Linked DNA regions of Homo sapiens: region 2 is linked to region 1. The links are chromatin loops, found by intact Hi-C in ENCODE. Cell type or tissue: HCT116. All regions are shown on one strand. Each heading gives the region's core, and the rest is flanking DNA. Links, peaks and the distances in the headings are about the cores only. Region 1 overlaps VDR (vitamin D receptor). Region 2 has its middle 46 kb from the start of PCED1B.

The links. Hi-C counts contacts between places; a loop is a spot of excess contacts. Peaks named below come from ENCODE experiments on the same cell type or tissue, not always from the same donor. Only the 100,000 strongest peaks of a DNase experiment are listed, where the experiment ranks them.
Region 2: a loop joins it to region 1, with 7 times the contacts of the local background. A loop is called at or near these places in 2 of 110 quality-filtered maps.

What each region holds. Positions count from the first base shown.
Region 1 is chr12:47,829,697-47,845,776 of GRCh38, reverse strand. It overlaps VDR (vitamin D receptor), which reads left to right. Exons shown (of 10, transcript NM_000376.3): 10 at 772-4,240. The coding sequence ends at 1,031. LINC02354 (long intergenic non-protein coding RNA 2354) reads right to left here. Exons shown (of 3, transcript XR_007063292.1): 2 at 11,126-11,538; 3 at 5,669-7,959. Among named protein-coding and RNA genes, the nearest start is that of LINC02354, 8.6 kb to the right of the region's middle. RefSeq lists enhancers at 1,422-1,994, 1,995-2,568, 13,696-13,745. In HCT116, for the core only: CTCF peaks have their summits at 7,001 (motif pointing right) and 7,996 (motif pointing right); DNase peaks (open chromatin) are centred at 7,036 and 8,006.
Region 2 is chr12:47,026,002-47,042,081 of GRCh38, reverse strand. No RefSeq gene overlaps it. Among named protein-coding and RNA genes, the nearest start is that of PCED1B, 46 kb to the left of the region's middle. In HCT116, for the core only: a CTCF peak has its summit at 9,334 (motif pointing left); a DNase peak (open chromatin) is centred at 9,301.

The DNA.
Region 1 (16,080 bases), core at 4,151-12,150:
CCTGTGCTAGTGGCCTGTGCCCAGGGATGCTTTCCTGGACTGGAGGCTCAAGGAATGGAGATGGGCTCCTCTACCCCTGCCCAGCCAGCCTTCTCTCATTCATTCATCCACTTAGCAACAATTTATTGAGCACCTATTAGGTACCAGGCACTATGCTAGGTACTGGGGTTCAGCAGCAAATGGGACACAGGCTCCTCTCCCATGAAGCTTAGGAGGAAACATTAAACAAATGTTATTTAATTATTAATTCCTAACAAGGCAAGAGTTTTAAAAATAAAGTAAGTGATGCTACAGAAGGGTAGAATAGAAGGAGGGAAGCTGACGTGGTCTGGGCTACAGAGGTAGAGTGTTGCCAGGAATGGCCTTTTGGAGGAAGACCTTTTAAGCTGTTATCCAAAGGATCAGTAAGAGTCTGGCAAAGATAGCAGAGCAGAGTTCCAAGCAGAGGGAGCACAGATGTGAAGGCTGGTGGCCAGAGAGCATGGCGCATCGGGACGCTGAGGGATGGACAGAGCATGGACAGGGAGCAAGGCCAGGCAGGGACAGGGCCAGGTGCGCCCATGGAAGGACCTAGGTCTGGATCCTAAATGCACGGAGAAGTCACTGGAGGGCTTTGGGGCCAGGCAGTGGTATCACCGGTCAGCAGTCATAGAGGGGTGGCCTAGGGGGTGCTGCCGTTGAGTGTCTGTGTGGGTGGGGGGTGGTGGGATTGAGCAGTGAGGGGCCCAGCTGAGAGCTCCTGTGCCTTCTTCTCTATCCCCGTGCCCACAGATCGTCCTGGGGTGCAGGACGCCGCGCTGATTGAGGCCATCCAGGACCGCCTGTCCAACACACTGCAGACGTACATCCGCTGCCGCCACCCGCCCCCGGGCAGCCACCTGCTCTATGCCAAGATGATCCAGAAGCTAGCCGACCTGCGCAGCCTCAATGAGGAGCACTCCAAGCAGTACCGCTGCCTCTCCTTCCAGCCTGAGTGCAGCATGAAGCTAACGCCCCTTGTGCTCGAAGTGTTTGGCAATGAGATCTCCTGACTAGGACAGCCTGTGGCGGTGCCTGGGTGGGGCTGCTCCTCCAGGGCCACGTGCCAGGCCCGGGGCTGGCGGCTACTCAGCAGCCCTCCTCACCCCGTCTGGGGTTCAGCCCCTCCTCTGCCACCTCCCCTATCCACCCAGCCCATTCTCTCTCCTGTCCAACCTAACCCCTTTCCTGCGGGCTTTTCCCCGGTCCCTTGAGACCTCAGCCATGAGGAGTTGCTGTTTGTTTGACAAAGAAACCCAAGTGGGGGCAGAGGGCAGAGGCTGGAGGCAGGGCCTTGCCCAGAGATGCCTCCACCGCTGCCTAAGTGGCTGCTGACTGATGTTGAGGGAACAGACAGGAGAAATGCATCCATTCCTCAGGGACAGAGACACCTGCACCTCCCCCCACTGCAGGCCCCGCTTGTCCAGCGCCTAGTGGGGTCTCCCTCTCCTGCCTACTCACGATAAATAATCGGCCCACAGCTCCCACCCCACCCCCTTCAGTGCCCACCAACATCCCATTGCCCTGGTTATATTCTCACGGGCAGTAGCTGTGGTGAGGTGGGTTTTCTTCCCATCACTGGAGCACCAGGCACGAACCCACCTGCTGAGAGACCCAAGGAGGAAAAACAGACAAAAACAGCCTCACAGAAGAATATGACAGCTGTCCCTGTCACCAAGCTCACAGTTCCTCGCCCTGGGTCTAAGGGGTTGGTTGAGGTGGAAGCCCTCCTTCCACGGATCCATGTAGCAGGACTGAATTGTCCCCAGTTTGCAGAAAAGCACCTGCCGACCTCGTCCTCCCCCTGCCAGTGCCTTACCTCCTGCCCAGGAGAGCCAGCCCTCCCTGTCCTCCTCGGATCACCGAGAGTAGCCGAGAGCCTGCTCCCCCACCCCCTCCCCAGGGGAGAGGGTCTGGAGAAGCAGTGAGCCGCATCTTCTCCATCTGGCAGGGTGGGATGGAGGAGAAGAATTTTCAGACCCCAGCGGCTGAGTCATGATCTCCCTGCCGCCTCAATGTGGTTGCAAGGCCGCTGTTCACCCACAGGGCTAAGAGCTAGCGCTGCCGCACCCCAGAGTGTGGGAAGGGAGAGCGGGGCAGTCTCGGGTGGCTAGTCAGAGAGAGTGTTTGGGGGTTCCGTGATGTAGGGTAAGGTGCCTTCTTATTCTCACTCCACCACCCAAAAGTCAAAAGGTGCCTGTGAGGCAGGGGCGGAGTGATACAACTTCAAGTGCATGCTCTCTGCAGCCAGCCCAGCCCAGCTGGTGGGAAGCGTCTGTCCGTTTACTCCAAGGTGGGGTCTTTGTGAGAGTGAGCTGTAGGTGTGCGGGACCGGTACAGAAAGGCGTTCTTCGAGGTGGATCACAGAGGCTTCTTCAGATCAGTGCTTGAGTTTGGGGAATGCGGCCGCATTCCCTGAGTCACCAGGAATGTTAAAGTCAGTGGGAACGTGACTGCCCCAACTCCTGGAAGCTGTGTCCTTGCACCTGCATCCGTAGTTCCCTGAAAACCCAGAGAGGAATCAGACTTCACACTGCAAGAGCCTTGGTGTCCACCTGGCCCCATGTCTCTCAGAATTCTTCAGGTGGAAAAACATCTGAAAGCCACGTTCCTTACTGCAGAATAGCATATATATCGCTTAATCTTAAATTTATTAGATATGAGTTGTTTTCAGACTCAGACTCCATTTGTATTATAGTCTAATATACAGGGTAGCAGGTACCACTGATTTGGAGATATTTATGGGGGGAGAACTTACATTGTGAAACTTCTGTACATTAATTATTATTGCTGTTGTTATTTTACAAGGGTCTAGGGAGAGACCCTTGTTTGATTTTAGCTGCAGAACGTATTGGTCCAGCTTGCTCTTCAGTGGGAGAAAACACTTGTAAGTTGCTAAACGAGTCAATCCCCTCATTCAGGAAAACTGACAGAGGAGGGCGTGACTCACCCAAGCATATATAACTAGCTAGAAGTGGGCCAGGACAGGCCCGGCGCGGTGGCTCACGCCTGTAATCCCAGCAGTTTGGGAGGTCGAGGTAGGTGGATCACCTGAGGTCGGGAGTTCGAGACCAACCTGACCAACATGGAGAAACCCTGTCTCTATTAAAAATACAAAAAAAAAAAAAAAAAAAATAGCCGGGCATGGTGGCGCAAGCCTGTAATCCCAGCTACTCAGGAGGCTGAGGCAGAAGAATTGAACCCAGGAGGTGGAGGTTGCAGTGAGCTGAGATCGTGCCGTTACTCTCCAACCTGGACAACAAGAGCGAAACTCCGTCTTAGAAGTGGACCAGGACAGGACCAGATTTTGGAGTCATGGTCCGGTGTCCTTTTCACTACACCATGTTTGAGCTCAGACCCCCACTCTCATTCCCCAGGTGGCTGACCCAGTCCCTGGGGGAAGCCCTGGATTTCAGAAAGAGCAAGTCTGGATCTGGGACCCTTTCCTTCCTTCCCTGGCTTGTAACTCCACCAACCCATCAGAAGGAGAAGGAAGGAGACTCACCTCTGCCTCAATGTGAATCAGACCCTACCCCACCACGATGTGGCCCTGGCCTGCTGGGCTCTCCACCTCAGCCTTGGATAATGCTGTTGCCTCATCTATAACATGCATTTGTCTTTGTAATGTCACCACCTTCCCAGCTCTCCCTCTGGCCCTGCCTTCTTCGGGGAACTCCTGGAAATATCAGTTACTCAGCCCTGGGCCCCACCACCTAGGCCACTCCTCCAAAGGAAGTCTAGGAGCTGGGAGGAAAAGAAAAGAGGGGAAAATGAGTTTTTATGGGGCTGAACGGGGAGAAAAGGTCATCATCGATTCTACTTTAGAATGAGAGTGTGAAATAGACATTTGTAAATGTAAAACTTTTAAGGTATATCATTATAACTGAAGGAGAAGGTGCCCCAAAATGCAAGATTTTCCACAAGATTCCCAGAGACAGGAAAATCCTCTGGCTGGCTAACTGGAAGCATGTAGGAGAATCCAAGCGAGGTCAACAGAGAAGGCAGGAATGTGTGGCAGATTTAGTGAAAGCTAGAGATATGGCAGCGAAAGGATGTAAACAGTGCCTGCTGAATGATTTCCAAAGAGAAAAAAAGTTTGCCAGAAGTTTGTCAAGTCAACCAATGTAGAAAGCTTTGCTTATGGTAATAAAAATGGCTCATACTTATATAGCACTTACTTTGTTGCAAGTACTGCTGTAAATAAATGCTTTATGCAAACCAATTTGCCTTATCCTTATAAGGACCTTATGGGAGATGAATCATTATTACCCCCATTTGACAGAAAGGATAGCTTGAGCAATGCCACACTAGCAAGGGATGGGATTTGAACCTTCAGCAGCTAGGTTCAGAAGCCACAAATTAACTGCTACATTGTCCTGCTTCCTATTGAGTTGGGGGACCTGACAGACGACTGATGGTCTTGCTAGCTCTCTCCTAGAGAGGAGATAAAAGAGGTTCCCATTCCTAAAGCAGGCCCTGAGCCAGGAAAATTAGAGGTGCTGGACCAAACTGTGCTCTACTCCCAGGAAGTGTGCAGTCAATATATGACACCTACGTGAGACCCTCAAAAATGAAAACCAAACAGCTACTGGCAAAACTGTGTCTGCCATTAGAGATGGCGGCTGTGCCAGTGACCTGGAGGATTACAAATGACTGCTGTGCAGAAACAGGACTCCTAAGGGGCCCAACTTATGCCGATGCACTCCATTCTGCTTCCCAAGGAAGTGGGGTTTATGATGAAGGGTAGCATTGCTAGGCACAGTAAACAAGAACACAGCATTGTGATCTGAAAATAAGGAAATCATGCCAGCTAATGTATTGATTGAGGATAAGTTGGCCTGGGGATGTGATTCACTCTAATTTTTCAGAAACATCTGAAAATATTTCAAACCAAAGGCTAAAATGTGTTTCAGTGGGATGAGATGGACTTAGGGGAATTGGGGTTAGAACTTGAGGGTTATTTTGTGAAACATGAAGGGACTTAGAGAAAGGAAATCAACAGCTGCATAAATGGGCATGTCTCTGGCTGGAGAAATGTGGAGAATGGAGTTCTGATACACTGTTAGAAGGATCTTATGTAGCATTTTTATAGCTGACCTAGAAGAACACAAAATTTCCAAGGCTGTGTTATAATGCGCTTTTCCAGGTAAACCAAGAGGAATATACCCCAGGAAGGTTGCATAATTAGGATCAAGTGTTTTCAAGTTTTCATATTCCAAGCTTTGGTTCTATGCCTACACTGTTCAATCCAGTAGCCACTAGCTACATGTGAGTATTTAAATGAAATAAAGGTAAACATCTAGCTTGTCAACCGCACAAGCCACAGTTCCAGTATTTGATAACCTCAGGGCTACCGTAAGAGACAGTGCAAATACACAACATTTTCTTCCTTTTTTCTTTCTTCTTTCTTTCTTTTTTCTTTCTTTTTTCTTCTTTTTTTTTTTTGAGACAGAGTCTTGCTCTGTCACCCAGGCTGGAGTGCAGTGGCACAATCTCGGCTCACTGCAACCTCTGCCTCCCAGTTTCAAACCATTCTCCTGCCTCAGCCTCATGAGTAGCTGGGATTACAGGCACCTGACACCATGCCTGGCTAAGTTTTGTATTTTTAGTAGAGACAGGGTTTCACCATGTTGTCCAGGCTGGTCTTGAACTCCTGACCTCAAGTTATCTGCCCGCCTCAGCCTCCCAAAGTGCTGGGATTACAAGCGTGACATTTTCATCATCGCAGAATAGTCTATGGGGCAGCACTGGTCTACACAATGCATTCTTATCTGGTACTAATTGTGAATGACTCCATGAGGATGCTGGCGTCATGTGCTTCTGTTGATCTGTAGGGCAGAATGGCCACTAACTTGACATCATATGGAAGTGCTATAGGGAACATCCTCCCCTTACAATGGGCTATGCCACACCTGGGGTAGTTCGAATGAGTCTGCTTCTTAAAAGAGACATAAAGCAAAAACACTGCACAGACCATGGGGTTGATAGGCTCAAAGCATCATGTGGTATAAATAGCTCACTGGTGTGCTAGGAGTATTGATTCCTTTAGCCCTGGAGCAAGCAAACAGGGCCTGCCAGGAGTGACCACAGCCCTTCAATTTCCCCAGCTTCTACCAGGCTCCTTGCAGGCTGCCTGTGCAGTGCAGGTCGGTCTGCCTGCCCCATGGTCCCTGCAGATGACAAGAAGGATGGATGCTGTCTGACACCTCCAGCATGGCCAAGGAGATGGCTCATCATGCTGACATCCTATAGGCAACTAGTCCTCATTGTGGGCAGGGAGCCCGTGAGGCTGATGGGGAGTCTGTGCTCCTCAAGACCCAGAAGCACAGCAGGGTGTGGAGCCTGTGGCTGGCAGGGGGAATCTGAGAGCTCGCTGCTCCAGACAGCTGCTCCGAATCTCTGTATGCACGCATGTGATATATGATATACGGGATGGTGTTGCAAGTTGGGTTCCAGGGACGTAGACTCTGAAATGCAGGTTGAAGTGCAGGGAGCTTGTTAGGGAGCAGTCTCAGGATTATCAGCCCTGGTGGAAGGGAAAGAAGTAGAATTAGCAGTGGGAGAAGTTGGGCTGCAAAGCAGTCTCAGTGAAGGTCTCAATCAACCCGTGTGGGGATCTCTGAAGCTGGGATGGCCCTTTGGATTGCCCCAAGATGAAGTGAGGGAGACACTTCTATATTCCTGCATCAGGTAGTCATTGGACGCAGGCTGTTCCCTGAAGAGCATGTGATTTCATTGACATGACCTCAGCTAGGCGGCTCTTTTCAGCCTGTGGCCCATAGGACATGTCCATAAGGGGTGTTTTCTTCACATTCTATACAACCTGGTGAGCACTTCTGGAGTGAGCTGCTCTGGCTTGGGGAGACGCTGGAAGAGTTCCAGGCCCTCTCCTGTGGCTCTATCCAAGGAGAGTGCTGACTCCAAAGGAGGGGGTTCCCAGCCTCCCCTCAGTTATGGATTAGCTGGGTTATTTTTCCTAAATCATCTTGAGTTTCACCACGAGGTGGTGCTACTGCCCTACAGGGATAGCTTTGAGCCACTTGCCTGGCCCCCCGCCCCCAAAGCCCCAATCACATCCCCCTTCCACCCTTTCTCTATCTCCATGATATGAGTGAGATTCAGCAAGGCTCTGAGTCTCTGCTACTGAGGGCATCTGGTGGTGCTTACCTCTCCTCATGCCAGCGACATGGGGTTAGGGATCTGCTCTCTGGCTTCTCCTCCCAGGCAACAGGGAGTATCTGACCCTCTCACACCTCACCCAAGGGCCTCCCAGGGTCTTGTGCCCCGGGCCTCTGAGCATAGTCCGTGCTGACAGTGAGCGAGGCTGCAGGTTCCCTCTGAGGTCCAGCCAAGTTATGTAGTCCTTCCAGTGTTTCTAACCAGCCACACCACCGAGCTCAGTGCTGGGGATATGGCGATGAACAAGACAGTCGCCACCCCCAAGAAAAGCACTGTGCAGTGGGAGAAGACAGCCCTACAGACAGATGAGTACTAGGCATGCCAAGTGGAAGCTGCAAAGTGTTAACAAGTTAAAAGTAACAGTTAACAAGTAAACTGCTGTCTCCCAGGCCTGGCTCTGCCATTTGCTATTTGTATGACCCTGGGCAAGTTACTTAATGTTTTTGAGCCTCAGTTTCTTCACAGAATGGTAACAATAATAGTACCTACCTCATAGATTTGCTGTTGTTGTGATATAATCTGTGTAAAGCATTTATAACAGTACCTGGCACGTAGTTATCAATCATGTGTTGGCCAACATCACTATTGGGTTGCTGAGATGGCCAAATAAGTTTTTATCAAGGAGGTGACATTGCTCCCACATTCCGACCTCCGATCCCTGATGGGCCCTCTAGATTCACTCCAGGCTGATTTTTTGGGGCGCCTCTTCCGGATCTCAGCTTCTTGGTGCTAGGGACTCCTGCTCCATGATATCTACCAGAACTGAGAGAAGGTGTCATTGTACCACCTGGCCACCAGGGGGCAGGTGTGCCACTTAATAAACCAAATTGGCCCCAGCCGAAAGCTGCCTGGGGAGAAAAGTGTGGGAAAGAGGTGGGAAGATAGGAATATAAATCTGAAATGCATGGAACTCTAGTGACTACTGTCCCCAACTTCTTTCAGTCATGTTCTTTATTTGTCAATGTCAATCCTTCAACAATCACCAACACCTGGACTTCACTACATGCGTATTTACTGACCTATAATTAATGTCAGTATTCTCTGGCAAGGGGTGGCTTATGCCCAGAGAAAAGGGAATCAAGACAAGTTTCAAGAATCGGGTTTGATCGATTCATTTATCCCCATGTTTGTTGGAACCCTGCTTCTCTGATGAGGTATAAACCCCACCATGATCTCTTCAGTGTCATTTGTCTTTGTTCCAGACATTGAAACTTAACCGACCACCGTGTCTGGGTACGTGCAGTTCTCTGAACGTGCAGCTCTGTGGCTTGCCTCTAAACCAGAGTTTCTCAAGCATTTGGGTCCTGGCATCCTTTTACTCTCTTAAAAAGAAGGACCCCAAAGAACTTTTGTGTGTGTGGGTTAGATTCATCAATATGTACCATTAGAAATTAAAACAGACATTTTTAAAGTGTATTCTTTAAATGTGGCAATAATGAATCTATTAAAAGTTAGAACAAATAACACATTTTTTTCTTTAAAATAACCAGTTTCCAAAGTAAAACTAATTTAATGACAAGACAGTATTGTTTCACAGTTTTGCAAATCTCTTTAATGTCTGGTTTAGTAGAAGGCAGCCAGATTCTCATATTGGCTTCTGCATTCAACCTGTTATGATATCATGTGTCAAGAAGCCTCCGGAAAACTCCACTGTACACTTGTGAGAAAATGAGAGTCAAAAAGGCTAATAATGTCCCTGCTAGAAAATGAAATGCAAACAGACTTATGCAAATTTAAACACCTTCCTTTCAACTTCAGAACCTGTGAAGTTAATTCCATGTGGCTTCAGAAACTTCATACTAACTCCTCTCCCTAAAGTGTCTGCCACATCCCCCTCATTCTGTACTTGGCTAATTCGTGTGTGTGTGTGTGTGTGTGTGTGTGTGTGTGTGTGTGTATGTGTGAAAGAGAAGGACAGAAAGAGAGAGAGATGGTCTCTCTGTGGCCTAGGCCGGAGTGCATGATCATAGCTCACTGCAGACTCAAACTCCTGGGCTCAAGCAATCCTCTCATCTCAGCCTCCTGAGCAGCTGGGACCACCGGCACACTCAGCTAATTTTTTTGTGTTTTGTAAAGACGAGGTCTCTCTATGTTGCCTAGGCTAGTCCTGAACTCCTGACTTGAAGCAAACCCCCTCCCTTCCTCCCAAGCCTTGGCCTCTCAAAGTGCTGGGGTTACAGGTGTGAGCCACCGTGCCTGGCCACCAATTTGTTTTTGACTAAATGCAGAATGTAGCATTTGTCCCTCTTTATATTTATCTGATTTTATTATCCCACACTGGCCTGCTCGAATGTTTTGAATCCTCATTTTGTCATCCAGTATTCTCACCATCCCTCCTGCTCTTGCATCTTCCAAAAGCTAGGTCTGCAGACCATATTCAGAGTTGACTGAGACAGAGCCAAAGACTGTGTCCTCTTGCAGGTTAACATTAGCTCATGAACCAGAAGCTCTTTGGTTCAGTTGTTCAAGACCTCACCGATAAGGAAGGGAAGCGGGTGGGTAATGAGAGACTGAGCCTCAGGTGAGGGGAGTCATTGGAAAGACTCAGGTACCACAGGAATGCGGGGAACTTGTCAATGCTGCCACAGCCCCTCCCTCCTCAGGACTCAACAGCCTCACTCCAAGTCTGAACAGACTCTTTAAGAATTAGACAGATCTGAGCCAAGGGTCACAGATCCAGGGTTATTTGATCTAGGGGATGCACAAGGGGTGGATCAAGTATCAAATTTCAAGCTGGGTTGTTCTGCAAATTGTCTGAGCTGGACTCTGGGAAGGAAGGCATGGCCTCCTAGATACTGGTTGCTGAGAGGAGGAAGGCAGGAAGAAGCTCCCGTGAGCTCCTGGGGGTAGTGGGCAGAGCTCCCCTTAGACCTCCAGACCTTGGTGGTGAAAGGAGAAGTCACACATAGCCTGGTCGACAGCCCTTATTTAGCTCCGTAGGGCCTCCCCGCTGCACTCTTCACTTGCACTCAGAAGCCTACTGGGCCTCTGGAAAGGCCCATGCCACCCTGACCCAATCCCAAATCCTGGCTGGACATGGTGGCTCATGCCTGTAATCCCAACACTTTGGGAGGCCGGGGAGGGAGGATTACTTGAGGCCAGGATTTCAAGACCAGCCTGGGCAACATAGAGAGGCGGCATCTCTACAAACAAATTTTAAAAATAAATTAGCTGGGCCTGGTGGCATGTGCCTGTAGTCCTAGCTACCTGGGGGGCCAAGGTGGGAGGACTGCCTGAGCTCCGGAGGTTGAGTCTGCAATGAGCCATGATCGCACCACTGCACTCTAGCCTGGGCAATAGAGCGAGAGCCTATGTCAAAAAACAACAAAAACAAAAGAATCCTGCAGACACCTGTGAACATCTGTGGCAGCCGGCATGGGGCTAGGGCCAAAGTGAGGGCAGGTGCCCCAACTTTGTCAACTCCTGACTACTATTTCCCCATTTGCCTACTAGGCTGGCCAGATAGATCAAGCGGCCTATCAGGAAGGGCTTGGTCCCCTAAGCCACTGGCCCAGCCTGGCAAGGACTGTGAGCCCCAGGTTAAGCGTGTAGGGGAAATGCTCCTGGTATCCTTTCTGCTTCCTCCACTTCCCCTAGCCCCACTGATTTACATGTCTTTCCCTCTCCTACCCAGGAGCCCCCGGAGAGGGACAGGGAGGGGATTGTGGAGGCCCTGGGTGATAAAGTAGGGATGGGGGAGAAGTGATAAAGGGGGTGGGGGAGAAGCCAGCTGCACTTCCTCCCTGATAGGGACCCCACCCCAAGAGGCTCCTGCCTCTGCTGTGTTCACAGGAAGGACTGGAGGTGGTAGAGGAGTGGATGGGGAGGGCGGTGGGCAGGATATCAGTGGCTTCTGCAATCCTTTGCCTTGGAAGATGACAGTTCATTATTTTGTCCTTCGGTTGTTCATTCATCAGCAAATACTTACCACACTCCTCCTACCACCGCTGGCAGAGCTCTGGGCTGGGAGGGCCAAGGAGGCAGATTGAGCTCAGTAGCTCTGCTGGTCTCCCCTCCACCCCACTCTTCAGCCTTGAGGGAGGCAATGAGTGAATAAGAGATGAACTTTAACAGCAGGTCATTGGAATCCTGATAGTGTCTCTTACTGACTGTGTAACCTTGTGGGAAATGTGTGAGCTCTCTGATCTTCAGCTTTCTCATCTGTGAATGACCATGTAGAGCTGGTAAAGATAACGGAAGGAAGGCTCGCAGCACGCCGCAGGGCCTGGCCTTGTCTAGGGCAGCAATGAAGAGCAGCAGAAGTGGCATCTAGCAGGAGCAGGATTTGAACCCTGGCAGTCCCCTGAGTCGCTGTGGAACTGCTGGCTATTTGTCTGTCTTCTGTAAAGCAAAGAGAGTAATGGTACTTACTTCCTAGGTGTTGTGAAGACCACATGAGCTACTATGTAGTATTTAGAATTGCGCTTGGCATGGAGTTCGGTGCTCGGTAAATGTTAGCCTTTATTACTGTAATTTTCATCATCCTCTGGGGACCCTCTCCTCTAAAGAGATAACGTCTAACCTGATATCGTCTTCCTTATAAGCAGCTCCTCCAACACATTCCAAGTCAGGGATAGACGGGGTAGAAGCAGGGATTCACAGGTGGACCCCTCTTGTGAAAGGCCAAGCTGGCCCTCAACCCAGCTCCTAGGATGGCAGACGCACGCCTGGCCCGGCCCATGGTGCCAACAACTCCGCTTACTCCCCCAGCTCCACGGTGTTGTGCTGGTGGGTAGTGCGGAAGACCTGAGGTCTGCCCCATTATCTCCTCCTGCAAAGCCTCCTCCACCCGTTAACCCCCAACCGAGATTATAGAGCCTCAACTGTCTCCAACTGCTCTGATTCAGGGATAAGGCTGGACCTTCGAGCCCATCAGCCCCACAGTGTTGAGGGGAGGCTGCCTGGTTCCCTGGGAGCTGGCGAGCTGGGGAAGTTGGACCACGGCAGAGGCTGGGGACACCCCCCTGCCCACCTGCCTGCCTGCTCTGGTGTTGCCTCCAGAACTTGAGGAAAAAAGTGATCCTCCTCTGGGGAGAGGCCTTCCTGGGTTCACTAAGGCTCTTTTCTCCCATCTCTGTCTTTCCTGTCTACCTCGCTGGCTCCAGGCTGCTTCTACTGTTTCTACTTCTCTCTCAGGCTGCTCTTCCCCCACCCCCAGAGCCTCGAAGCTGCACACCTGTCTCCTCACATCAGATAACCCGACCACAGCAGCTCCTGTCACCCCAGCCAGGCTCCCAGCAGCCCCCCAGCTCCCTCGCCCATCGCCCTCTTCCTCTCCTGCCACCCCCACCTTCTAGCTCCCTGACACACCTACACAGCCCTGGGGAGGGACTGGGAGGGGAACCCCAAAGCCTTACTGGGTAATGAGGGTGTGAGAAGACAGCTCTTCCTACTCCCCAACATACACGCGTGCGCGCGCACGCGCGCGCGCGCACACACACACACACACACACACACACACACGGTGGAAACTCTATACCCCTGTGCCTAGTCAGAAACAGTGACGGGGAGGGACCCAGGGACCAGGCCTCGAGGTATGAGGAAAATCCATCCTGCCCAAGTGAGGGGGTTGGGGAGTCACAGAAAGGGGCAGCTTCTGGGGCTGAGGGTTCCACTGCCTCCTGTTTTTAGGCAAAGAGTTTCCAGGGCTTCATCTCCAAGTCCTAAGGCTAGAGGCCCCCAGCAGGGCCCTCCTCTGGTGGAGCTGGGCTGGGGAGGTGGGTGGGTGCCATGTGGACCTGCCCCAGCCCCTTCCCACTGTTCCTCAAGAGGCCAAGTGGGGAGGAGGTTGGGGGGTGGTTGTGGGGGCAGCGGCGCTGAGTTTGGGATGCTGGGGCTCAGGGAGACTGGGTAAGAGCTGGGCAGGACACCGTGGGAAGGGGAGTGGTGGGACCTAGGAGGGAGGGGAACAAAGACCAGGGTGCCTGGGAGCTGGAGGTTTTAATACCTCTTGACAACAAATGAATCATAGGCAAATTCTGTGGAAATGATGGCGTAAAGAAAGATGTGTTATTTCAAGGCCCCAGTGTGTTGTTGTGGGAAGAGAGTGGAACGGGGAGGAGCAGGAGGCCTAATGGCGCCTGTAGGTGGGGGCCCGGGTAGAGTTCCTGGGGGCGCCGTGAAGGTGATGGCCCCTGCATCTCATGTCACCTTCAGGGGGTGATGTGAAACAGCAGGTGGCCGACCACAGCCCGCCAACCCCCACCCCAAAGCAGAGAGGCCCTCATACCCGCTGAGCTCACCTCACTGTGATGCTCTGTTCCTCCTGCAGTCAGCCCTGTCCTCTGGGGGCTGTCCCCACAGGCGCCTGCCATGGCCTGCTCCTCAGCAGTAGTAGAGGAGACTATGGAGCTCCAGGAGCCTCCCATATATGGGAGGGAATCTGCAGTGAGCACCTGGCCATCACCCCTCACGGTGGGCTTTTTCCTATCAGGAGAATGCTGAGTTGATACCCACAGTGACCGCACCTGCCTTGCGGTCGGAGCTCAGTCTATTAAGTTGCCAGATAAATGCATTTGTGGCCTCTGGAAGGTTGTCAGGGCCCTTGCTATAGCTGAGACCCAAATCTCAGCTTCTGGTCAACCCTCATTCCCGCTCTCCGCAATGTTAAGACTCATTAAATGAGACCAAAACCATATATACCCATTCCACCCTACATAATCATTACCTATGACACATATTTCCTCTTCACCTTCTCCTCCATGCCTATATGTTTTTTAATACAGTTGCAATCATGGGGTATGTACCAATCTCTATTCTCTTGTGATGCTGTGTTGCATATAAACATCTTCCTAACAGCTTCATAGTTTTCTATTAAGTGGAAATATAGTATCATAATTTACCTCCACAATTTTCCAATCATAAGTGTTCAAATTGTCTCTAATTTTCTATATTATAGGCAGTGTGATGGGGGACATCATTAGGCACATACTCCGCTCCTCCTCCCCCAATTTTGACTATAGAAATCTAGTTTAGGATACACTGGGTGGGGTTATTGAGCCAAAGGGTAACAGCACATTATAGCTCTTACTATATATTGCCAAACTGATTTCAAAAGAGGTTACGCCATTACCGACAGCACACACACTTCACCGAGCTCTCGCTAATGTTTCAAAAAGGCACCTACCTTTGTCTCATTTTAATTGGCATTACTTTGAGGACGATCAGGTTGAACATACCCCTACCTCTGCTTGTGAGTTGTGTTTCCTCTGTACCAGGAGAGTCTGTTTCTGGGCTTTGAACTTTAGTCTCCACTGTTCTAGTGCTTCTTAACAGTTTGTGTGAGCTCTCTTTATAAGAATGATTTTAGGGCCGGGTGCGGTGGCTCATACCTGTAATCCCAGCACTTTGGGAGGCCGAGGCAGGCAGATTGCCTGAGGTCAGACCAGCCTGGCCAACATGGTGAAACCCTGTCTCTACTAAAAATATAGAAATTAGCCGGGCTTGGTGGCGGGTGCCTGTAGTCCCAGCTACTCGGGAGGCTGAGGCAGGAGAATCACTTGAACCTGGGAGTCGGAGGTTGCAGTGAGCCCTGATCATGCCATTGCACTCCAGCCTGGGCCACAGAGCAAGACTTCATCTCAAACAAAAACAAACAACAACAAAAAAATGATTTTAAAGCATTGTCAACTGCAACCGTGTGCGAGTCTCTCCTTCTTGATATTCTCTCCCACTTGGGATTCCGATGCACTTCCTCTTGCTTCATTGAAATCTGTGACTGCTCCCGGCCTGCTCCAGCTTCCACTCCTCGCCCATCTGAAGTCTTTGTTTTCTCAGGTTTCTGTATTTAGCCATCTTCCCTGCCCTCCCCTTCTCTCCTCTCTTCTCCCCTGCTCTTGTGGTGTCATTCATTCCTACAATTTCCTCTCTCACTGATGACCTCCAAATTCTTCCCTGAGCTCCAGATACCAACTGTCCACTCAACAACCCCCCTTGCTCATCCCACCAACACCTCAAACTCCACCTGTGCAAAGCTCCATTCTGCATTTTCCTCCAAATTTGCTTCTCCTCCCATATTCCTTAACTCAGCTACTCAAATACCTTTGGGTTTGGAGTCGCTTTTGGAAGAGGAAAGAGGAAGGTGGAGGCTAATGCGCCTGAAGAGGTAATCGGATTCTATCAACCTTCTGCTCAGAGAAGGAGCACTGGGAAGGGCAGGAGAAGGCCAGTTGTCAGGGAAGATGCTGCTCTATGCCTCAATTTCCTTGCCTGCCTGGACACTAAAACGGATCCAGGTCTAGAGATAGATGCTTGAAACCCAAAGGGAGTGGTCACCCTCCTAGAGCAAATTAACCCTTAACACTGGCCTCACCAGCTTTTTCCTTCACCTCTTGAGCCTCTTCCCCAATAAGAGACTGGAAGGGATGAAGAAGAGGTAAAGCTATAAGTCTAAACTTGTGCTGTCCATACAGTAGCCAGTGGCCACATGTGGCTACTAAGCACTTGAAATGTGGCCAGTCAGAATTGAAATGTGCTGTTAGTATAAAATATACACTGGCTTTCAAACACTTAGTATGGAAAAAAAATGTAAAAGATTTCATTAGTAATTTTTTATTTTGATTGCATACCAAAATAATGTTTTAGATTTACTATATTAGGTTACATAAATATACTACTAAAATGAATTTCACCTGTTTATTTTTCCTTTTTTTGATGTGGCTAATAGAAAATAAGTTACATATGTGGCTCACATTCCGTTTCTATTGGACAGCGCTTATCTAGACCCTCCCAGCAGGTGAAGTGTGGGGCTCCAGGCTCGGGAGACAAGGGCAGTACATGACAGACACAGGTGCAGGCCCTACTACAGGTGTGGGCCAGCCAGAGCTCCAACCAGATGTCTCCAGACAGACACTGAAGGACAGATTCTCAGTGGCCAGCCTCACT
Region 2 (16,080 bases), core at 5,169-13,168, 800 kb after region 1:
AATGATTTTTCTTAATATTTATGAAATAGAGGGGCATAACATATGGATAAATCACAGTTCAGTTTTCGTACTGCAGGGTCTCTTTTCTTTCTTTTTTTCTTTCTTTCTTTCTTTCTTTCTTTCTTTTCTTTCTTTCTTTCTTTCTTTCTTTCTTTCTTTCTTTCTTTCTTTCTCTTTCTTTCTTTCTTTCTCTTTCTCTCTCTCTCTCTCTCTCTTTCTTTCTTGACAGGGTCTTGCTCTGTTGCTCAGGCTGGAGTGCAGTGGCACAATCTTGGCTCACTGCAACTTCCACCTCCCAGGTTCAAGTGATTCTCCCACCTCAGCCTCCTGAATAGCTATGATTATAGGCGCACACCATCATGCCTGGCTAATTTTTGTATTTTTTGTAGAGATGGGGTTTCACCATGTTGGCCAGGCTGGTCTTGAACTCCGGACCTCAGGTGATTTGCCCACCTCTGCCTCTCAAAGTACTAGAATTACAGGTGTGAGCCACTGCGCTCAGCTGATTTTCCAAGCTTAAGATTCGTGTATGAATGCAAAGTCATATATCCATGAAGCCAGAGCTGCCAAGGAATATTCTGCGGGTTTCTTTGTAGTTCAAGGTCCTAGTAATGAACAACTATGAGTCATATTGTATTGTTATGAACTTTGTGAATGTGAACTAATATGAAAAAAGTGCTGTCCAGTTTTTTCACAACTATATACACAACTATATACAATATTCTCTGGAATTGAGACAATTAATTCTTTATATTTTCATCTTTTTTGTTAGATCAAATGCACCATTGTAACTCAATATTCAGAAAGTTTCTACTCAAAAACAGTTTCAGGGCATAGTCTACTTCTATGCATTTAGGGGAGTACTTTAAATTTTCTTTCATTACGCTAATAAATTTTCTGTTGTTCGTCATTCTCCTATGGCATTCATTTTCAGAATGGAAAGATTAACAGAATATTTCTCCAAGGCAATACTGACTTTATTTTAGGTTGCTTTATTTTATAGTGTCAAATAAAATAAATAAATCAGTGTAAAAAGTTATATATATATAATGATATATTAATATGAATAATTGATAATGTGTAAGAATTGATTTCCAGAATTGAGTCTGGTTGGGCCACACTCAAAATTGGTCCTTTTACATCTTTTTAAAAATCTTATCCACTTTATGGAAGATATCTTGGAATATATAAATGAATAGAAGTTTCTACAACATTATTTGGAATCTTCCAAAGAATGACTGGTTTCATTCTTATTTAATATTTTAATAAGCATAAGTCAACCACTTCAATAGGTCCTACAAAGTTATAGTTGGAGTTGTACTAGTTATAGATGTGTGGTTGTTAGTCATATTAGATAGTGCTTCTTGGGCCACTTGGGATAAAATCTAATGCAGAGTAAAATTTTCAAAAGGATTATTTCATTCCAAATGAAGAGTTCAGCTCATGTGTAGACTCTATTTAGAAAAACGATTAAATGAATAACTACAATTGCTTTCTTCTTACAGTTACTCTTAAAATGCTGTGAAAGATTTTATCATTGATTTTGCACCAAATGTTTTTGCAAGATTTTCTCACTGGAGTTTTGTACCTGCAGCCACAAGCTAGTGTTTTAGAGAGTTAAATAATGTGTGGGGTAATCTACATTTGTTATTATTAGATGGCCACTATTGCAAGTGGCTTTATTTGATAGCATCATAACTGATTACCTGAAAATGTGAGCCAATAGCTGACCCTTCAAGAAAAAATCAATTTGCAATTTTCACTGTCCACACTTCTGCCAGCTAACAAATCAACTGCAGATCTCTGTTCAGCCCCAAAAGGCACTTAAAATGGGAAATGAAATAGCCTTAAGTTTCCTCCAGGATGATCCCATTTAGCCACCAACAGAGAGGAAGTGGACTAGATGACAGAAGGGCAAAATTTGTTTAAGGGAATAGGGAAAGATTTAATGAAAATCCAAAGACCCACAGGAAAGGGATAAACCTTCCCACTTCAGTGGCTGGCCCCAAAAATCCCAGTTAAAAATAATGGAGCTTTACTGAACGTCACCCAGATTGTTTTAACCCAGTGCTGGTATACCCTCTCAATACTGTCCTGATCTTCCTTCTCCCTGCTCTGTTTTCCTTTCAACCACAGGCTTCTGCTCTTCTGGGTCCAGTTTGTTTTTCACTTTTTGATTGTTTCTGAGGAATTTTAACATCATAGGATTTATTGGCCATTTGAATAGCCTCTTGTGATTTGCTCTGACTCATTGTTCTACTGAATTGTTAATCTTTTCTTATTAATTTGTAGAAGTTATTTATATATTTGAGGTAAGAGACTTTTAACTTTTGTTTGTGTTGTAAATATTTTCTTCCACTCTGCTCTTCCCTTTTCGTTTTTAAAGGTGTCTTTTGGCAAACAGAAGTTAATAATTTCAATGTACGTATGTGGCTTGGTTCCTTTATAGTTAGCGTTTCTTATGTCCTATTTTAATTCTTTTCTTACTCTAAAATCATGAAACTATTCTCCTACTGTATCATCTTAATATTTTTTGCTTTTTTCTTTCATATTTATGCCTAAAAATTTAAAATTAATATCTATTTATTGTGTCAGGCAGGGGTCAAATTTTTTCTTAATATGGATATTCAATTGTCCCAATATTATTTATCAACAAGATCCCTTTCTCCCCACTGGTCTATGATACCACCTTTCTCATAAATCAAGCACCCATGTGTGGTTAAGTCTGTTTTTGGCTCTCTTTCTATTTCATTGGTTAACTTGTCTATCCTTATAATCCTCATCCAATCTCTTAACTTGTGCCAATGTATTACTACCGAAGCATTATAGTCTTGATAATCAGAATCCACTGTTACTCGTGTAAAACATTTCTTAGCTATTGACCCTTGGAATTTCTAGTTAAATGTAGACTCACTTGTCAAGTTTCATTTAAAAAAAAATAATCAAAGGTGTTTACATTGGATATCTAGATCCATCTGGGAAGAATTATCCTTTACAATTTGATTTCTGCAATCCATGAATTAGTCTTTTCTATCAGTTAGAGTATTTAGGTCTTATTTTTTTTATCTTAATAGTGTCTTATAGTTTTTGGCATGGTGGCCTTGCATATCTTTTGCTAGACTTATTTTTAGTTATTTGATATTTTTGAAGCTGTTATAAATAACATCTTTTTGTTTTTTTTATTGCTTGTATAGAAAAATTCAAATAAATTTTTAAATATTGTTTCTAGTAACTTTGCTAAACTCACTTATGAATTCTTTTGATTTGGCTGTAGGTTCTTTTCAACTGTCAGCCTAAAATAATAAAATGTTAAGAATCTAATTTAAGGATAGTTGATTCAAGAGCAACATTTGAAGATAGCCTACCTGGAAACACCAACTGCAGAGGACTAGAGTAAGTATGCCGAAGTAAGGAACTTAAGGTTTCATTTATGTAGGCAGAGACAGGGAGTTTTTAGGAGGATTACAACATTTTTCCATATAAGGTTGGTGCATAGTTACAGCAATTTGATTGGTTATAGGCTGTGTTTATTCTGGGAAGGGTACATTTAACTTTTTTTTTTCTTTCTTTCTTTTTTTTTTTTCCAGAGGGAGTAATAGTCATGAGTTTTCTGTCATCTTATCTAGCAAATCAAGACAAAAATGGGGAAGTTAATCTATAACAAGGGTCATTAATGAAGAAGGCAGGAGGTTTTGTCTTTGGCATTGTTTAATTCTCTCTAGTCATTGCACAGAACAAGAAAAACAAGAAAGCAGGTTAATCTATAATCTGAGAATAGAGGTTGTAACTACATGTGATTCAGATCACAGTCACATATCTCTCAAAGCCTAAAATATTTTCAGGGTTCCAAGAGCTTTTAAATTTTATTTATTTTCACACAGTTTTCCACAGATATAATCATATTTGTGAATAATGATGTTTTATTTCTTTATTTCCAATAACTTTGTCATTTATTTATTTTTCTTTCATACTGCACTGGCCAGGGCCTTCGGTGTCCTTCAATTTTGCACATTGAATAAAAGTAGTAATAAAAGACAATGCTTGTCTTGTTATAAATCCTAAAAAGAAAGCTTTCAACATTTTACTATTAAGCATGATATTCATCAAAGGTTCTTTTGTAAATATCCTTAATTAGGTTAAGAAAATTCCCTTATAGTTCGAGTTTGCTAAGAGTGTTTGTTTTTTCAAATCATGCTTGGGTATTGAATTTTACTAATTTTTTTTGTGCAACTATTGAAGTGACATGTAATTATTCTCTTTCATTCTTTGACTGATTTTTTCACATAAGACCAAAATACAAAATTGCATTCTTGGAGTAAACCCAGTGTGGTCATGAATTTTTTTTTTCACTACATATTACTGGATTCTATCTGCATCACTAGAGTATAAGTTTCATGAAGGCAGAGTTTTCTGTCTGTTTTGTTGTTGTCATTGTGTGTTTTACTGCCCTGTCTCTATGGCATATTTATTGGATGAATGAATAAAGAAATCAACAAATTTCCCCAGGATTGTGACAGCCTCTATTCTGGCTGTGAATAGAGAGCCCTGAGCTTCTGGCTACCTGTTATGGGGCCATTTCTCTTGGCTGCACAGAGCTCCAATCTCCTCAGGATGGGGTACTATATTCACCCCACTTTCTGGACAGCATATATCCAAACAACTCAGGAATCAAGCCTTGCCTCTCTTGGTTCCTCACAAACACAGCTTTGCCTCTCTGCCTGTTCCCCATCCTGTTCATGTGTTGAGACCCCCTAAATTTGTATATCCAAGATTTAGCAGAGCAATGACCACTCACTTACTAGTCGTTAGTGCAACTCACACAATTGGCACAGATGCCTAGGGGCCTGAAAATAAGACTTGGAATTCCATACTCTGGCAAAAACTCTAATTTGTTTGGTGGCACTCACGCCTAAACCTGGTCTCTGAATGGGCTACAAGAACGGAGGCATAAGTCTTTTATCAGGAATCATGAAATAGGGAGAACCAAGACTCCAGCACATAGACATCACCAGATAATAAATAGACGCTCACCTATTTTCCTCTCTCAAAAAGCATAAGAAATGTTTTCTGATATTAAGCAATTCATTTCCAAACATTTTAAAGTTAATGAGAAGAATAAATCTCATTTTTAAGTGGTCAATGTACCATGAAGTTAACAAGCTAATTAAGAACAAAAACAACATGAGCTATATTATGGTTTCTTTACTGGGGACATTGTGATTATAACTGTAAAAAAAATTAAATCCATAAACAAAATACTTGACTTTAAGTTGGCTTAGAAGGTCACAGAGCTCTTCATGACTCCACTTCTGCCCACCTCTTCAGGTATCTTTTACTTCAGGGGGTTTTGCAATTCATTCCAGTTCTTCAACAAACTAGGTTTTCCCCGCTCTAGAACTACACAAACACCCATACCTCTTCTTTCCAGTCAGAATCTTTCCAGTCAGGATCTTTGTCTGGCTAACTGCAACATATCAGAGAACTCAAATGTTACTTCCTCTTAGAAGTACTCCCTGATGGCCTGGCGTGGTGGCTTATGCCTGTAATCCCAGCAGTTTGGGAGGCTGAAGCGGGCAGATGACTTGGGGTCAGGAGTTCGAGACCAGCCTGGCCAACATGGTGAAACCCCATCTCTACTAAAAATACAAAAATTAACTAGGCATGGTGGTGCGCACTTGTAATCCCAGCTACTTGAGAGGCTGAGGCAAGAGAATCGCTTGAACCCAGTAGATGGAGGCTGCAGTGAGCCAAGATTGCACCACTGCACTCCAGCCTGGGTAACAGAGTGAGACTCTGCCTAAAAAAAAAAAAAAAAAAAAAAAAAAGCACTCCCCGACAAACTCCCCACCTCCACCCCCAAAATACGAATGTCTTCTATAATACACTTGTATAGTACCTTGAATTTTTCTCAGTATATTACTCATCAAATTTTACTTAATTCCTTGTCTTCCCTAGAAACAGTAAACTTTCAGGTAAGGGACCATGCTCTCTTGCCCATAGTTGAATCCCCAGGCCATGGAGTGAAACCTAGCACGTTTCAGGGGTTCAATAAATATTTATTGAAGAATGAATGAATTAAAATCTTAAGCTGCCTTATATTCCTAAATTATTGGTGTTTACCATGCACCTTTCCAAACTGACCTAGAGCTAGTTACAGAAGCCTGGTGTCTGCAGCCTGAAGAACTCTGAGAATGACATTTCCACTAGATGAGGTTAGCTGATTTAGTACTAAGATCCCTTGCCCAGTTCTCCATAAGAAGCCAACTGCCTGGGTTTGAATCCCTGCCTCACTGCATATTAGCCATGTAACCTTGGACAAATGACTTAACTTCTGTGTGCTTTGACTTCCTCATGGTTAAATAGATGACGTTAGTACCTCTCTCATAAAGTTGTTTTTGAAGAATTAGAGGAATATGATACACTGCTTGTCACATGATATGTGCCTAATGAATGCCATTCACTGATTTAACAGCAACTTATGGGGTAATCGGAGTTCCAGCAGAGGATCCCTAGGGGAGGGGATATTCAGTTCTCTTGTAAACAGGTAGTGGGAATCGCACTGCTGAAGCAGGGAGGTTTCAGTTACCTCACCTGAAAACAGAGTTGGGGCTACTGAATTCCCCACAGTCTAAAACAGATCCTGATCTCCAAAGAGGGGAAAGATATATATATTTAAGGAGACATGATGCCTCCTCTTTGAATTTCTAGTTCAACATGGAAAGACTGAATGTAAACAGGGGGTAAATCCTCAAAAAGATGAACTTCCTCCCTCATCATCTTACTCCAGTGAACTCTGTTGAAATAGCAGTAACCATAGGCATACCTGTGGACTGTTTGTTGCCTAGGCTCTCCTAGCCAGCATGCAGAATAGAGAGGACAGTAGTTGTTCAAATGGGTAGAAGATAGCAACAGGAGCATGTGGGGTACATTAGTGTCTCACGCTGTGGGTCCGCCAGCCTAATTCCTATCCCATGCCCGCTTTTCGCTAGCCACCTTCTGGCCAGGGTGGCTTTGTGACACAGCTCTGACGGATAAGATAAAACAATGTCTATGTGCTGGGGTCTCTGGGAAATTTTTTGTTTTCCTGATAAAAAAGCAAAAAATGGGCTAACATGACTCATTTTGCCCTTTGTTCTTCCCCCTTCTCCCTGCCTGGAACATGAACAGATGTGATGTTTCAAAATGTAGCAGCCACCTTACAACCACAAGGCAGCAAATATGAAGACAAATGCCTCCAAGCCAAGGATGGTGGTGAAGGAGTGGTAAAGACAGACGAGCCTGGGTCCCTGATACATTAGGGAGCTATTTTCCCAGCCCTGGACTGCCTACCTCCCTGGCTTTTGTGTTGTCTGAGACAAATAAATGTCTTTTTGTTTAGCTGAGTATTGGTTGGGTTTTCTTGCCTTGGAATGGATTCCTGAGAAATAAATATAGCATGCAGCCCAAAGCTTTACACGATGTGAACCTTAATTGCAACATTTACCACAGTATCTTATAATCACAGTTTTATTTCTTTTTTAGTAGTCATGACTTTTTTGTAGGTAGGACTTTGGGCTTATTTATTTCTATATCTACAGCATATACTAGGCATTCAGTAGAAGTTAGATGAGTGAACCCACTTCATTTGATAAATTGTGATGAGTGAACTTGCAAATCAGAAACCAGTGCTATGGAAAGATTTCCCCAGGTGTCTGGTTCAGTCAGGAGAAGGGTGACGCTCCTGTAAGGAAACCAGGTATACCCAAGAGAAATAAAAACTCATGAGTCATCACATGGACTTTTGTGGTTTCTTTTATTTCTGGGTGCATTATGACAAAAACAAATAAAATATGCTAATACATTTTAAAAACAGACATTTTTTTCCTGATAATGAAAACACATGCTCTTCTCAAACATAAAATTAACCTTAATAGGAGAAGGAGTGATAGGAAAAACAAAACAGAGAAAAGGGCAGGATAATTTTTCTCTCCTTATTAACTTGCTGCTCACTCATGGAATGAGCTTTTCTTTTACCAGAAAAATCTAGGCATTTGTGTTGAAGACTCTAGAGCAATGACTGATTAAGAAATGCTCGCTCTTGATCTTATCGGCTGTATTCAGGGAATGTTCAGTGGCTGTGTCACGTCGCAGATGTGCTTGCAAAGGTTATTCCTCAGGACTGTGTCTTTCCCCATCTGCCTTCTCTGTTGCCTGTGGCTGATTCCATTTTCTTTAGCATCACAAAGCTCCTGAGCCAATTTACCCAAAGGCTTTTTGTCATTTGTATTTCAGCTGCCACTTCTCTATGCAGTTTCTATTTTAAAATGCTTATATAATAACTTTGGGTCTGCTAGGGTCTTTTGCCTCTGAAGATTTTAATCAGATTGGCTTGAATACCCATTTTATGCCCTGTGGAAAAACCCACTGTCTTCTCCAAGATGTCTCCTAATTCCCAGGAGACTTCCACTGTTCTCATGGACACGCCTGGCTTCCACTTGTTACTGCTGATGAATTTGTGCTTTCCACTCTACCTGGACTAATACCTTATTTTTACTTTGAATCAGCAGAATTGTGGAACTTTGTCCCTTTATCTCATTTGTATTTCTGATTTGAATAAATCAACTGATTTATAGCTCTAAATACAAATAACATGGAACACTTCTAAGTACGGTGTAAAACTTTGGTGGATATGTTTTAAGCACACTATAGTTGGCACTGGCATGCCAGAAATGCTCCAATGACCAGTTACAATAGGTGATGGAGAGGTAACCTTGCACAAGAGAGCCACAGTCCTTGTCCCTGCAGAGCGGCAGACAGAAACGCAGGAACCAGTGAGGAATGGAAGTGCCAGGGTAGGATACGGGAGGCCACGGGAGCCAGGAACACTCTGTGCACTATGTCAGCACATGGTTGTGAAAGAGGCTGTGTAGTACTGTTTCTTATGCTGATCAAACAACTCAGCTGAGTTGTAATCTCACTCAAGTTCACTATTTCTTATGTATTGGATTTCTTTACTATGTAATTTCTGCTTAGAAGCTCTAATAATTCGATCAATCTTGGAAAATCTAACCACTAGTATATTAGCACCATCAAAAATCATGCATGTTGTAGAGAAGTTGGTTATTATGATATGTACTTATATGTTCCCAGAAAGAAAAATGCTCCAAGTTTTGTAGCAAAACTTGATTTTCTTAAAACCTTAAGTAAACACAGGATAGACCTTATGTCTTTGTATGAATTATCTTTTTTCAGTTTTAACTTATGAGCAAATGGCTAAATTTTTTTCTTCTTCGTCTTGCCAGCTCTCTGTGTGTGTGTTTTGATAAAGGTGGGCTTTAGGGCCATCTAGTGGCTTCTTGAATAGGAAATTCTAAAAATTACCATTAAGCTGAATAGGAAAACCCCCACCTTCTCTCACCAAATATTCTCTCTTTAAATTTGTTACATATTAGCTCTTAGGAGTTTAAAGACAGATATTGGAAAACTTGTGGTAGTTCATATATATTCTTTTTCTTTTTCCAAATGAAATGTTACCATATTTGCATTTCCTTTCAAATAACATGAACACTGTAATGACCCATGTGCGTTCTTGGATTTTTGAGCACTGATGGAATGCTGGCATCTTGTGGATTGGTTATGAAGTTTTAGTCTATCCTGGCAGCTTTGAAGTTTATAGCCTCAACCTTTGTATCTTTCATAATATCCAGTTCAAAAAAAAATCAGCCTAGGCCTTCACATTTATGCAGTGTCTGATGATTTTAAGGTTGTGAAAGGAAAATAAATCTCAGGACCCCAATCACTAAGCCAAAAAGAAAAGTCAAGCTGGAAACTTCATCAGGCAAACCTGCCTCCCATTTTATTTCTAAGTAAGATAACTACAAAGATTTTTAAAAGCTATATACCTCCTTCACCTATAAAATACAGATTCATTGAGCCAGACTAAGGCTTAAGTAACTATTCCTCTACCCGAGTCTCACATGCAGATTGTGTATTCAGTGAAAGGCTGATCAAAGACTCAAAAGAATGCAACCATTTGTCTCCTATCTACGTATGATCTGGAAGCCCCCTATACAAGTTATCCCGCCTTTCCAGACTGAGCCAATGTACATCTTACACATATTGATTGATGTCTCATGTCTCCCTAAAATCTATAAAACCAAGCTGTACCCCAACCACCTTGGGCACCTGTCACCTGGACCTCCCAAGGTTGTGTCACAAGTGTGTCCTTAGCCTTGGCAAAATAAACTTTCTAAATTGATTGAGACCTGTCTCACATGTTTTTGGTTCACAGGTACAGACTTCTCCTTTCAATAGTTACAGACTTCTGAATGCAAGATTTTGGAGCTGTCAAAAGCTGGTTCCCCAAAGAGCTTAACCACTGACCCCAACATAACCCACTGACAAGACAAACCATAGTTTATTACTTACCTTGGTAAGGGTGGGCACCACCTCACAAACTTTGGGATTGTTTCCGAGTGGGGGGAAGAAACCCCAACTTATTGGAAAATGAAAGTGTGATTTCAGGTGGGTCTTTAAAAATGGGGTTCAGGATTGGGTAAGGATCAGGATACAATAGTCCAAGACTGATGGCTAAGGCGAGGGATTCAAAGAATCTTACGTGCAAGCTGTTGGTTGACGTTTTCCACTGAAGAGAGGATGAGTCTTTTGGGAAGTTCCTGTAGTGAACATTCAAGCCATATGCCTGGGCAGAAGACTCCTGAAAAAATAAAGTTATGTTGGTGAAGTCAGAGGAATTGCGAAGTCTTGCTAATATAGATGTAGATGTGTTTTCAGTTCTCACTGTTCAGACTATCAGGTAGACAGTTTTGGTTCTTAGAGGCCTTCCACAATTATGATGCCTACACAAAATCAAAGCACAAAGCAGTGTTCCCTGTAAAAAATATAAATTCTGAGAGAAATGATACATCAAACTATTAAGAATGTTTCATTCTTTAGAGTGACTATGTTTTAGGATTGCTTTCCTTCAGGATATTTAAACAAAAACAGTTCTCTGAAGGAATAGACACAATTTTGATAAGTATAATGATGGTCAAAGGTAGAGAAAATCAAGCATAGAAAATTGGCAGATAGGTAAGATGCCATAATTCAACGTTATGGGGCCGCCAGCCAGAATACAATGGACTCCTGAACCCAGTATTTTGTACATACTAAAGAATGTTATGAAAGAGACAGTAAGCAGAAAGCAAAATACTGACTTCAGTTTTGCACATGCATAACTTTTGTGTATTAGTCCGTTCTCTCACTGCTATAAAGAAATACTTGAGACTGAGTAATTTATAAAGAAAAGAGGTTTAATTGGCTCATGGTTCTGCAGGCTATACAGGCTTCTGCTTCTGGTGAGGCCTTGGGAAACTTACAATCATGGCAGAAGGTGAAGGGGAAGCAGGCACGTCTTACATGGCTGGAACAGGAGGAATAGAGAGAGTGGGGAGGTGCCACACACTTTTAAACAACCAGATCTCATGAGAACTCTATCACAAGAATGGCACCAACGGGGAGGGTGCTAAACCATTCATGAGAAACTGTCCCCATGATCCAGTTACCTCCTACAAGGCCCCACCTCCAATTGGGGATTAAAATTTGACATGAGATTTGGGCAGAGACATAGATCCAAACTATTACTTCGTCCTCTCGTTGATTCAGTTCAGTGTTTTAACCTAACTGAATATGTATTATGCAAGTACATAATGGTAAAACTAGCAGGACTCTCTCTCATCTGACCTCTAATCTGATGACTACATTCTATTCTATCAGCTTCATTTTTTTTTCTTTATTTTCTTTTTTGTTGTTAGAGACAGGGTCTCACTCTGTCACCCAGGCTGGAGTGCAGCAGTGGTACAATCATGCTTACCGCAGCCTTGACCTCCCAGGCTCAGGTGATCCTCCTACCTCAGCTTCCTGAGCAGCTGACACTACAGGCATGTGCCACCACACCCAGCTAACTCTCATATGTTTTGTAGAGACAGGTTTCACCATGTTGCCCAGACTGGTCTTGAACTCCTGAGCTCAAGAAATCCACCTGCCTCAGACTCCCAAAGTATTGGGATTACAGGTGTGAACCACCATGCCCAGCTATCTGCCCCATTTCTGAAGTTAATATGATTTTTCCTACAATCCTCTTCCCAACTTCATCCATGAAGAAACTAACCATGTGGTGAAGTAGAATGTGTCGGACTTTGAGGACTTATAGTCGTCATCATAAGGATGTCATTTACAGCCATATAACCAGATTCAATTACTGAAAGAGTGAGTATAGGTGCAGAGAGATATCCAAGGTATGGACCCTGGAATACTTCAACATTTAGAGGTCTGGAAAAGGAAGATCTAGCAGATAAGATGATGAAGGGAGAAGAGGAGAATACCAATGACCGTAAAAAACACAGTTTCCTATAATGGTCCTTCATTAATTCAGAGGTCATTCTTTCCATAAACATAGATTTCTCCCATACCCTATTCAATGCAGTTTCTGCCTCACACACTTCAAACCACAGGATGTATATGGAAGTATCAAAAGCATAAATAGACCTGCAGTAACCCTTAATGCCAGTTTTGGACTCTGTCTCCTGACCTTGAATACTGGAGGTATGGCAGAGTTAGTCATATCTTGATTAGTCACAGATGTTGAATTATAGGTTGTTTTTTTTTTCAATAAATTGGGCTTCTTCAAGTTGCTGTTTGGATGTCATATTAGCATTCAGGGCATGAAATATAAATCTATTTAGATTTTTCAATTAGGAGGGAATTTAATGTAGACAATTAAACACTTACAAAATCATTGAAAGGTTATGGGACTACCATCGAACTATGGGTTTCAGGTTTAACCACCATTGCCGCTCTTGCTATTGCCATCACAGCTGCTCACACTCATGAAGCTGAAAACTAGACATGAGAACCTGGAGTCCAGCTACCACAGGCACTTATGTTTTGGCAAACTTGCTTGTCAGCGTTCATAGCTACAAAGCTGGACTTCCTCACAATTCTACTTTCTAGATATATACGAACACACAATTGTCCCTTGCTATTCATGGCAATTGGTTCCAGGACTCCTCATGGATGCCAGTATCCATGAATGCTCAAGCCCTTCATATAAAATGTCATAATATTTACATATAACCAACACACATCCTCTCATATACTTCAAGTCATATCTAGATTACTTATAATACCTAATGCAATATCTAAACATTACTTTCTTGACATGGATTTAGTCTAGTACATGGCATGTGGCAATTTCAAGTTTTGCCTTTTGGACTTGGAGAAATTTTATTTTTCCTATTTTAGGTCTGCAATCGGCTGAATCCACAGATTCAGAACCCATGGATATGAAGGGCCAACTGCGTATTATTAGCAGAACCCAAATCACATTTAAAACCTTTGCTCCAAGTGACTTTAAAAAATGTGGTTTTTAGATGTCTAGTCTTTAAAATACAGAGGGCATACAAAGGAAGATGAGACTAGATTTCAAGTACCAGTAGCTAATATCCAGCCAAAACATGTACAAGGTTGCAGTCTTGCAAAAGGTTTTAAGACTAAACATTTTCTGAAAACTGCAACTTCTACATTACTTCATAAATATTTGCATTTCTGACTTTCTTTCTTTCTTTTTTTTTTTTTTGAGATGGAGTCTCACTCTGTCACCCAGGATGGAGTCCAGTGGCAAGATCTCGGCTCACTGCAAACTCCGCTTCTAGGGTTCAAGCAATTCTCCTGCCTCAGCCTCCCTGTATTTCTGACTTTCTATAGTAGGGGAAAGCTTATGGTTCTTATCCGTTTGTTACCGTCTGCTTTCTTCTCTCCTTGGCTTCCAAAGAATGCCCATACGTTGGTCAATTATATTGTCTCTTACTCAACACTTCCTGAGCATACTTTAAGTAAAAATGTTTTGGACAATCTATATCTAGGTACCTTTTAAAGTGGGACATGGTTTTGGTATAGTGCAACTTCTTTCTCCTGGCCTTTAATGTACACAAGCAAATTACTAATCAATTGATTGGCTGCACAAAAGATTAAATATCAAAATGAGTATTGAGAGAGAGAAGTGTGAGGGGCATTAAGTGGGGGAGCCTCATAATCTGTCAGAGTCTAACCTAGGAATGCAGATTAACCTCACACACTGTTTCCAGTTTGGACTATCTTACTTCTCATTTAATTGTAGATAATCTTATTCCAGCACTGCCAACCCATGAAGTGTATTGCTTCTTCTACTACAGTCAATCACTCTCCACACCCTACTTCACGTCCAGGATTAAATCTCAATAACTCATGAAGTAGAGTAACATGTAGCACTTAGTTCATTTCAAAAAATAAAGTGCCCTTTGATATCGTTTTTATGGCTATTTTCGTACCTTTTGCTTTTTAAAGAAATTAAAGCAAGAACATCCAATAAATAAATAAACAAAAAGTTACAAGTGCTGAGGGAAATACATTTTCCTTAAAATTATGTCTGCTGTAAGAATATTTTACCATACTCCAAATGAAGAGAATAGCACAGATACATCTAGAAACACGCATCATAGCTAAAACTTTTTCCAAAGGGAATAGCAGTTAATATCCTGTAGTGCCAAATCCATTTTTAACCAACAGGGACTTTACCAAGGGAGGTCCCTAACCCCCTAAATCTTAGGAAGAACTCTAAATGTCCTAAGTTGGGTCTCTAGCCTTGTTCCGTCCTTTACCCAGGATAAAATGTACTCTACCACTTACGCAAAGTCAGGCAAGTGGTGCTGAGCAGATAATTTTCCTTTGGGTTTGGGTCTCTTCCGTATAGTCCCTCTGTGGTTTGCCAGGAAGATGTTACTGGAAAGCGGTCCTGATCCAGACCCCAAGAGAGGCTTCTTGGAGCTCATGCAAGAAAGAATTTGGGGCGAGTCCATAGGTAAAGTAAGAGCAAGTTTATTAGAGAAGTAAAGAAACAAAAGGATGGCTACTCCATAGACAGAGCAGCCAAGGCCTAAGACTTTGTTGTTGTTGCTGTTGTTTGACAGAGTTTCACTCTGTTGCCCACGCTGGAGTGCAGCGGCATGGTGTCAGTTCACTGTAATCTTTGCCTCTGCCTCCTGGGTTCAAGTGATTCTCCTGCCTCAGCCTCCCAAATAGCTGGAACTACAGGTGTGTGACACCATGCCCGGCTAATTTCTGTAGTTTTAGTAGAGGCGGGGTTTCACCATGTTGGCTAGGCTGGTCTCAAACTCCTGACCTCAGGTGATCCACCTGCCTCTGCCTCCCAAAGTGCTGGGTTTACAGGCATGAGCCACTGCGCCTGGCCTGCCTAAAACTTTTTGACTAGTCAAAGTGTTTTTCATGTCTAAAACATAACAATTTAAATAATGATGTTTTTCTTTGTGAATGCTATAAGATTACGCTTTATAGAATATTAAGATCTGTGGCTTGATAACAGCTGTTGCCCACTTGTTTGGATTATTGGTTTACTTGTCTGCCTCCTGAACTGAGAGCTCTTTGAGGACAGCTATGATGAGGACCATGGCCAGCATACTGTGATCAATAGTAGAGGGCTGAGAGATGCTCCTTCACTAGGGATTTGCAGGACTGCTAGAAATTAGCCACATAGAAGAAAAAAACGGAGTCAGCACATTTTGGGCAGAAAGCAAGGTATGTCCGAAGGAAGCTGTTGCTGTGAGAAGATGATATGTTTGGGAAAATTCAGGCTGTTTAGTAGGGCTGCCCTGTCGAGATGTGCAGGGAAATGGGGACAAAGGAAGGCAGGGTCCACTACGCACAGAGTCAGGGTTATTAAGAGATGACGTTTCAGCTTTATCCTGAAGGCTACAGTGAGGAGCTTAATCAGGTCTATAGTTTGGCAAAAGCACTCTGTCATCTAGGTAGAGGATGCATTAGAGTGGGGAAAAGACCAGAGACAAGGAGTTCAGTTAGGAGACTATCACAGTAAATCCAGGCAAGGTCTCACGATGATTCTAACTACTGTTAAGTCAGTAGGTATATTGAGGAAGGGACAAACTTATTTGAGAAGTAATTAAGCAGGAGAATCTATTATAATTCTGCTAACATAGTAAACATGGTATGCCCTGAAGATAGGCTGCTGGGGTTCAAATTTTGCAGGCT